Regions from separate parts of the Mus musculus genome. Here region 1 is linked to region 2. A link is a loop called in an ENCODE intact Hi-C map of the cell type or tissue named here. Cell type or tissue: left cerebral cortex. All regions are shown on one strand. Each heading gives the region's core, and the rest is flanking DNA. Links, peaks and the distances in the headings are about the cores only.

Region 1 (4,397 bases), core at 314-4,313, 280 kb before region 2:
CTGTCAAGATTCATAATGTAGGTCTTATCCTACAAGTTTTTACACATATCTATAATATGGTTTAAAATTTCTTAACATTTTAATTCTATCTCTTGGTCATCTCCAGCTTCTTGGTTGTCCACACTGAACACTTATGTGCCCATTGACTCCCTAGATATTTGTAGTTGAACTTTACAACCACTTCCTTCCTTCCTTCCTTCCTTCCTTCCTTCCTTCCTTCCTTCCTTCCTCCCTCTCCTCCTTCCTCCTTCCTTCCTCCCTCCCTTCCTTCCTTCCTTCCTTCCTTCCTTCCTTCCTCCCTCTCCTCCTTCGTTCCCTCCCTCCCTCCCTTCCTTCCTTCCTTCCTTCCTTCCTTCCTTCCTTCCTCCCTCTCCTCCTTCCTCCCTCTCTCCCTCCCTCCCTCCCTTCCTTCCTTCCTTCCTTCCTTCCTTCCTTCCTTCCTTCCCCACTTTCTTCCCTTTTTTACCCATCTGTCTTTTGTCCTTTGTCCCCCTCTCTTTCTCCATCTACTCTCTATTTCTTTCTATTTTAAATAGAGTTATACTTTACCTGAAAGAATTATATCATAGATTTAAGCTCAGGGTTAAAGTAGAGCTTCACATGGAAATGCAACAGCTACCCACATGTTTCTTTTCTCCATATAAACTAAAATCTGAATATTGACATCATTCAACTTGCAACTTCTATTTTCTAAATTGTGTTTAAATTGTTAGATTGTAGTAAATAAATTTAAGTTGCTTTTTTCTAATCAGATTATAGTTTCCGTATATTCTTCCCAAACTGAAGTATAGATCTCATACTTTTTTCAAGTCACATGCCTGCAATTCAGTTTGTGGAATAGGACTTCTCTTTTGATGAGTAAACCACCCACCCCTTACCTACTATGATTTCCGATTTCCTATGAGCCAGAAGAGCTGAAGCCCAGCTCTCCTCTTTCTGTCCTTAGATCCATCCAAACTCATGGCATTCAGTCTCAGAAACTTCTGATGGCAAACTGTAAGAATTGAAGGGATGGGCACACAATTCTATGTTACCCGTGAAGCATACAGATGACTGTGAATGAATTACTTTAAATATGACCCGCCTCAGATCACAGCAGATGTAGAGAAGAAGGAGGAAGGGGCAGGTGGCGCTGTGCTGAGTGCACTTCCTAAAGGAAACCCTAATGTAATTAACGGTGACTGGCCCTTTAACTTTTTTAATTGCTTATTTTATTTATTTCCATTTCAAATGTTGTCCTTCCCCTCCGCAGCCCCTTATCCCATCCCCCTCGCCCCTGCTTCTATGAGGGTGCTTGCCCACCCACCCAGCCACTCTTGCTTCACTGCCCTAGAATCCCCCTACGCTGGGGCATCGAGCCTCCGCAGAACCAAGGGCCTCCCCTCCCATTGATGCCAGCTAAGGCCATCTTCTGCTACATATGCAGCTGGAGCCCTTTGAATTTTAACATGCTGCCCCAACTAAGCTTCTGAGGCCTCGGACTACAGCATTAGGTTGTAGCTGCTAGAGATTGACTCATCCCAGACAATCCTCAGAGTTTCTGACATCCCTGTTAGAGAACTTTATTTGGCTTTTTAGATATTTGCTTCTTTTGCCCTTAAGGGAGAGTGGAAAAGGAATGATGTCAATATATACATATGTTCTGAGAGAAACTTTGAGGATTTCAGTCTCCTTTTAAATAGGATCTCATTGTACCATCCCTATTCTGTGAGTGAAGGACTTCCATTGTCTCCTGTCCTTACCATTTGACAATGAATCCGATGCACAGAAAATTTAGAACATTGTCTTATACATATTCAAACAACTGGAGGGTGTTTATAGATTAAGAAATTTTATTTACAATTGAGACTTCCTATAAATTATCACTATTATCCTTATAAATTTCATTGCATTTCTAAAATCAATGCTCTCATGGTCACTAAATAACAGGTAGAAGATGACCAACCAATTCCATTTTACCATTTTTAGATGTGCTAAATCAGATTGTCACCTTGGGCACAAGGCATCGTATTTTCCAATGGCATGTTATATATTTCCTTTCCTTTCTTTTCTTTTCTTTTCTTTTCTTTCCTTTCTTTTCTCTCTTTCTCTCTCTCTCTCTCTCTCTCTCTCTCTCTCTCTCTCTCTCTCTCTCTCTCTTTCTTTCTTTCTTCTCTCTCTCTTCTTTCTCTCCTCTTTTTAAATAGAGTTTGCAAGGGTTTAATACATCAGAGATATGCCTGCTTTCTAGAAGAATTCAAGGTCAGAGTATTCTGTGTTGAATCTACTATAGAAATTGTCCCTTCACGAGACGTTCTGTTTACACCTGAGATTCCTTCCTCATCAAGTCTGGGCTCACAGAATCCCGTGGGACAAAATGTCCCTCTCGGGAGCTGCCTTTGCCAGCTCTACGCTTTTGCTTCTGTCATCCCCCTGCCGTGGTCTTAGAGCTTGCAACAAAACCACAGGTGTTACAAACTCTAAATTGGAATTGGATATCGGATGCAGAAACGTGCGCTAATTACACAGCTGTTTTAAATTGTGGTTAAGTGGCCGAAAACTGCCTTGACGCCCCACCCACATTCATTACTGCCTAAACGAAAAGGACCTGTGTACAGTGATTACCCCGCTTCCTCTGAATCCCCCAAGCCATAGAGCAGACTTTCCTAATTGTCAGCTGGACTGTGCAGGCTTGTTTAAAATAATTAGATTGCTGCAGCAGCCTTAGCAGCAAGCCTCAGTGCAGGTTTTTATAGCGGATACTATCAGCTTCCTGTTCGTTTTTGACATTATCATTCTGCCAGTCTGGAAAACGGGGGAGAGGAAAGAGAATTATCCTTAATGTACACAAATAATGCATCTCAAAAGTCAGGAAGACTCAGCCCGGCGTGTGAGATGGCTGGAAACAATTCTGCAAACAAATCTAAACTGGGGGCGAAATACGGTGCTCTCAATTTTTTTTTTCAAGAGGGATAGCTGAAATCTTTCTTAATTACCGCTTATTCCGATGACAGAATTGTAATTTATCATTTAGTTGTAATTTGACATATGTTCACACCTTTGCCATTTCCAATTTCCTCCTTCATTCTAATTGTCTGCTTCTCTCGCCTGTCATGCGCGCTTCTCTTGGGATTAATTCGAGCTGTCTGTCTGCACCAGGCTACCGGCTCACTTGGGGCTGCTGAGAGCATGACAGTGTCAGTGCGCACACAGTTTATCTGAGGCGTTACTCAGCCATCACGTTCCCGGGGCTCCTCTCCCCTCTCTGTTTACTGTTTATTCCACTTTGCATTTGTGACTTTTCCGTGTTGTATTAGACTCTAATTATGCTCTTGGCTGTCAGCTGCAAGAGAGAAAATGTTACATTAATTACAGGAAAGGGGGAGGTGCTTAGGACCAGTAGTAGATGGACCAGTAGATGTCTCTCTGTCTCTAGGATCCCGGCCTTATTTAAATACTTGCCTTGTCACACTTCACTCTGGAGCCTTTGATAGAAGGCCTATACTCAAACATAAACACGCAAGCATCCGCGCTAATGAAGCCTTTCATTCACAAGCAGGTCCCACCTCATTTCATCTAAGACTAGGTAAATTGGCACAGTAAGACATGAAACTGAGTTTTCAGCTCACTATGTTTTCTCTTTTAAAGGTCAATTGTTTAATTCATAGATGCTTTTAACACACACACATGGCATGGGGCTATAATGGTACAAGTTTACCCAGTGAACCCTGCAAGAGACACATTTTAAAAAGAATTTGGTTTATTGGGAAGATTTGAATGCTTCCAGGCCTCTTTCCTTCCAGTCATCCCTCCCTCCCTCCCTCCCTCCCTCCCTCCCTCCCTCCCTCCCTCCCTCCCTCCCTCCCTCCCTTCTTTCTTTCTTTCTTTCTTTCTTTCTTTCTTTCTTTCTCTTCCTTCCTTCCTTCCTTCCTTCCTTTCTTTCTTTCTTTCTTTCTTTCTTTCTTTCTTTCTTTCTTTCTTCTTTGTGATAGGATTTGAACCCAAGACCAATGCATGCTAGGTAAATTATCTACTACTGAGAAAGCCATAACCATTGTTTGAAACATTCTTGGACTAGGGAGATTGTTCACTGGGGAAAGTATTTGCTATGCAAGCATTAGGCCCCAAGTTTGGGTCCCTAGAACACATGCAAAGGTGAGCCCAGTAGTGAATATCTGCAGTCTCAGATCTCTTACAGCAGGATGGGGTCAGAGATAGTAAGCAGACTCTGTTGAAAGTTATGGGCCAAAACCAGGAAAATGTAACAGAAATATGAAACTCTGGCTCAAAACAAAGTGAAAGTTGAGAACCAACATCTGAGTTATCCTCTGAGTTCCATATGAGCATATACCATGCATAAATGCATACACACATATGCACATATATGTATACACACTTGGAAATGTAACCTATTTGCC
Region 2 (4,397 bases), core at 147-4,146:
ATATCAGGCTCTGCATGTATGTAGTTACTAGAAGAGTGTGTCAGATACCCTGGAAATGGAGCTACTGGAGGTTATAAACTACTATTTTGGTTCTGGTATTTGAACCAGGGTACCATGGAAGAAGAGCCAATGCTTTTAACCATTGAGTCATCTCTCTAATCTCATAATAGTAATTTTTAAGTACCATATTTGTGCTTAATAATTTTTTAATGATTTGCTTAACAAATGGTAAAAGAGTGGTCACAGTGAAAAGTAACAATACTTCCACTGGAAACAAAGTGACTTTCTTCCCTAACTACTAAGGCACAGCCACACAATATCAAACATTTCTACATGATCAGCCAGAAACCCATCATATGAGACTAGACAATTCTGCATTTTGCTTTTTCAGTGTTCTCCTGCTACACATGAGAAGAAATAAAATAACAAAGATGAAAATGATCAAACTTCTTTAAAACTATCATTTATTTTTTTAGAAATATTTTATTTTGTACTGCTTGAAGTATACAAAGACAATTTCTCAACGTTAATAATAATTCAAGCACCGTGTAATCTACAGTTGATTATCAGTGTAGAGCAATAGAGAACCTCCAATGCTTCTTGCCTTCTCTTTTCCATTTCTTCCTTCCTTTCTTCCTTCCTCCTTTCCTTCCTTCATTTCTCTCTCTCTCTCTCTCTCTCTCTCTCTCTCTCTCTCTCTCTCTCTCTCTCTCTCTCTCTCCCTCTCTCTCTTCATCCGTGGGCAGGGAAGTAACATTTTTGGATTCAGGTCTGTCCTTTATTTTTTATCAAGAAGAATCTTCCACTCCTCTTGGGTAATTGATCCAGGAAATAATACCTCAAAGGGAGCAAGGTATTTGTTGCAAAAACAAGCAAATATAATGAGACAGGTTATTTATTTTAAGTAATTTGGTAAATCATCTTACATTTCCACATGGCCCAAAGTTGAGACTACTTACTAATCTTTAAATCAAGCCCCATTATTCTTTCCCATTAGTTTATCTCAGAAACGGTGCGAAGAATAAGGTTCATTTAGAACATTACTTTTGAATAGATTATTACCATATTACAAACACTACTATTGGTAGCCAGTATATAAACAGTGATAAAATAAATAGAGCTCCTATGACATAATAACCCTGAAATTTGAGTAGGGTAAAAATAAGTGAATATTATTTTGTATTGTCAGAACTAGTAAAATAAAAAAAAAAAAAACACCCAGAATACTATTTAATTGAATTAAACTGAGTTAATACTTGCTTTTCCAATTCTGTCAATTCTTTTCTTCTTCTTCATGCACATCATCTCCTGCACATTTGCTACTGCAGACCAAATCTGTTGTGCTTTCAGATCAAAGAACATGTTTGCCTTATAGATAAATTATATGATCATTAACCAACCTCAGAACCCTGAGAAAAATCTGTTGCCAGTAAACTGAGTCGAAGCATCACTGTTATTTTACACTGGATTTCAGGAAAGTTGGTAAAGTCATTTAAATGTGAATAATATTTTAAATTACTTGCAAAGACTGTCTGGAGGAAAATAAAGAGGCTCATTTCCTCGCGAATGCTGATGAATCAATTCATCCCTCGAGGCAATGATATTAGTATGTCACCTTTATGAATCTTCCTAGGTGACTTGATATATATAAAAAATAGTATAATCTTTCCTTATTGACTATACTGGGCTATATTAAAATTAGCATCTCTATTCAATTGTATAATCCAATGAAAATTAATGGGTAACTCTAAATATTGGCTCTTTTTAAAGACAAAAAAAATCACTTAAAGGTTAGATGCTTAAAAAAAAAAAACTCAGAAGGAAAGTTGGTCTTCATCAGCGGCTTCCTTTATGAATAATCTGAAGGCTTTGTGAGCGATGGAATAATTAGGCCATCTACTGGTAAATGGAAAACAGGCAACTTACACATCGAAACTCAATAAGAGATCACCTTGATGGAGCATTAAGGCCTTAGGAATAGATTGGTAGAGGAGACGTCTTTTTATTAATTGGTGTTCTTTAATTTTAATATCTGAAGCCACAGTAATTTACTTTCATATTTTTCAATAATATTCAAAGAGATGCTGCTCACAAAGTGAGTGGGCTACTTCCATCACTAACGTGTTCACAGATACCTGACAGTCTTCTAGAGACTAAGATTTAGGATGCTTTCCCTACTTTCACAGAGTTCATACCCTAGAGATTCAAGAACTTCATTCAAAAATAAAATCTCAATAATAGCTTTTTTGTTGAAATAGTGGGGAAGAAAAATCCTGACCTGCTAGAGAGTTCCAGAGTTCAGTTTTGGGGGAGAGGAGAGTCTTCCATTTGGTTTCTAGAAACAAAAGCCCTGAATACTTGAATCTTCATTTTGGAGAATATTTACCCCATTGTCAACCAAACTCAACTTGAATGAATTAATGGTGATGCAACGCACTTCTGAGGAGTCTCAACCTTTCTTCGTGTGATTCTAACTCCAAACTGCATCAGAAATTGCTACAATTCACGGAAAGGAAGAGAATAAATTCGCACAACCATGTAGTTTTCAAAGCAGACTTTTCTTTCCTTCAAGCAACAGATTGACTCTCTTCTTAGAGGAAGAAGCAAGCAGGCATTCCCAGGTCACCCCGAGGGCACTCCTCTGGGCTTTGATGTTGCTGCTGAGGATTTTGTTAGTGTCACCAAACCTGCTTTCCAGGTATGATTGAGACTTCAGTTTCCCAGCAACTTTAATATGTCATCATTTCCTGGATATATTCACATTCAACACACACACACACCATTAGAAGTTCATTTCTAGTTCACAGAATTCTGCAGCAAAAACACAAGTTATCTAATTAATAAACAAATTGCCTAATTAATAAACAAACCACCTAGTAAATATCATCTCCAGAGCCATTTCATGTTGTTGCTGTCAACATCTTTCTTCGTCGGATTCTTCACACTCTACTTTCTGTTCCCATTTTTATTCTTTCTCTCTTATTCACAAACAATTCACGTTTCAGCAATATAAATTAATAAATGTCTTTTATTCATTCATTTAAATAGCATTAAATTCATTGCAAATCTTTATTGTTTGATTACAATATGCTTGACTGTCTGTGAGCGTATGGGGTTACCACAGCAAGCACACTGAGAAGAGAAGGAGGAGGTAGGACACACACACACACACACACACACACACACACATACATACACACAGGAACTTGTCCCTTGAGCCACATTTGCATATTTAAAGGGAAACTAGTTTTCAAGAGGCATCAATCTTAAATATGCTCTGTCCTGTGTCTGAAATTGATAAATTAAACATACGAGGCGTATACTTTTAGTGACTGGGGTACTGAGGTATAAAAGGTAACAGGCACCACAAATGTAGGGATTTCAGTTGACCTACATTGCCTATAAGGATGTTAGCAAGCATCTGTTGTGGTTTTCTGCAGCCTGACTGTTCTCTGAGGTTGCCCGGGATACAGAAATAAGTAGACAAAGCCCTCACAGTGAATACTTTAGGCTCATAAAGAAACCTTAGAAAATCAGCTGAAGGTAAGAACATCTGCCTTGGTTATAATGACAATAGACATGGAAGTAGGAGACTGGTGGAGAAATTGCATTATGGGTAAGCAGCACAGCTCTTCAATACAACTAAAATAGAGTGTCAACATGATTAGACTCTCTAAGGTTTAATTGTGAGTAGTGCTGTTAGACACTGTGAAGCTAGTGCTAGCCTGGGCTGTCAAGTGAAAAAGTCACCGGATGTAGAGATGATATTTTTCGTAGGCTTGAGATTACTAGTTATTATTGGCAGGAGGAAAGGGAAACACTGACTGGGAGAGATGGGCTCAGTCTTACTGAGTGTCCAATGGTTTACACTGTTCTTGACATATGTACTGCTGTTAAAACAGTTGATAAAATACCTCATTATTTTTTAGGTTAATAGGGATGATGATGATGGTAATAATACCATCTACTTCTTGGAGTGCTTTTAAACCCTACGGAAAGCAATATATGAGAACATACTTTTTGTTCCTTAGAGAGTACACAAGAGAAAGACAAGTAAGCATCAGAAAGCCCTTATGTATTACTAATTCAGAAAGGTACCCAAATATTGGCATTTTAATGCTGAAAATAAATGTTAACCTTTTATTGACAACTATGTGTTAAGAAAAATTATTAGCAGAATTTATAAGCTCACACACGTGTGTGTGTATGTGTGTGTGTGTGTAGTAATTCATGTAATATTCAAAGATACTTTCACTTTGAATTGACATAAACTGCAATCTATAAATATTTTCATATTTTTATTTGCCCACTGTGACAAGAGTTGTGTGGCATTCATCTGTGAAAATAAGCAGTAATTCACTAATTACTAATAAGCAGTTAGGAGCTAGCCTGATTCT

The links. A loop is a pair of places that touch in the nucleus more often than their neighbours do. Peaks named below come from ENCODE experiments on the same cell type or tissue, not always from the same donor. Only the 100,000 strongest peaks of a DNase experiment are listed, where the experiment ranks them.
Region 1: it touches region 2 in a loop (2.2-fold over the local background); 2 of 42 quality-filtered maps call a loop at or near these places.

Annotation. Positions count from the first base shown.
Region 1 is chr3:134,328,558-134,332,954 of GRCm38, forward strand. No RefSeq gene overlaps it. Among named protein-coding and RNA genes, the nearest start is that of Mir1895, 90 kb to the left of the region's middle. In left cerebral cortex, for the core only: no CTCF peak of the experiment used is centred there; DNase peaks (open chromatin) are centred at 2,628 and 3,209; H3K4me3 peaks cover 1,170 bases.
Region 2 is chr3:134,608,550-134,612,946 of GRCm38, forward strand. No RefSeq gene overlaps it. Among named protein-coding and RNA genes, the nearest start is that of 4930539C22Rik, 190 kb to the left of the region's middle. In left cerebral cortex, for the core only: a CTCF peak has its summit at 1,907 (motif pointing left); no DNase peak of the experiment used is centred there.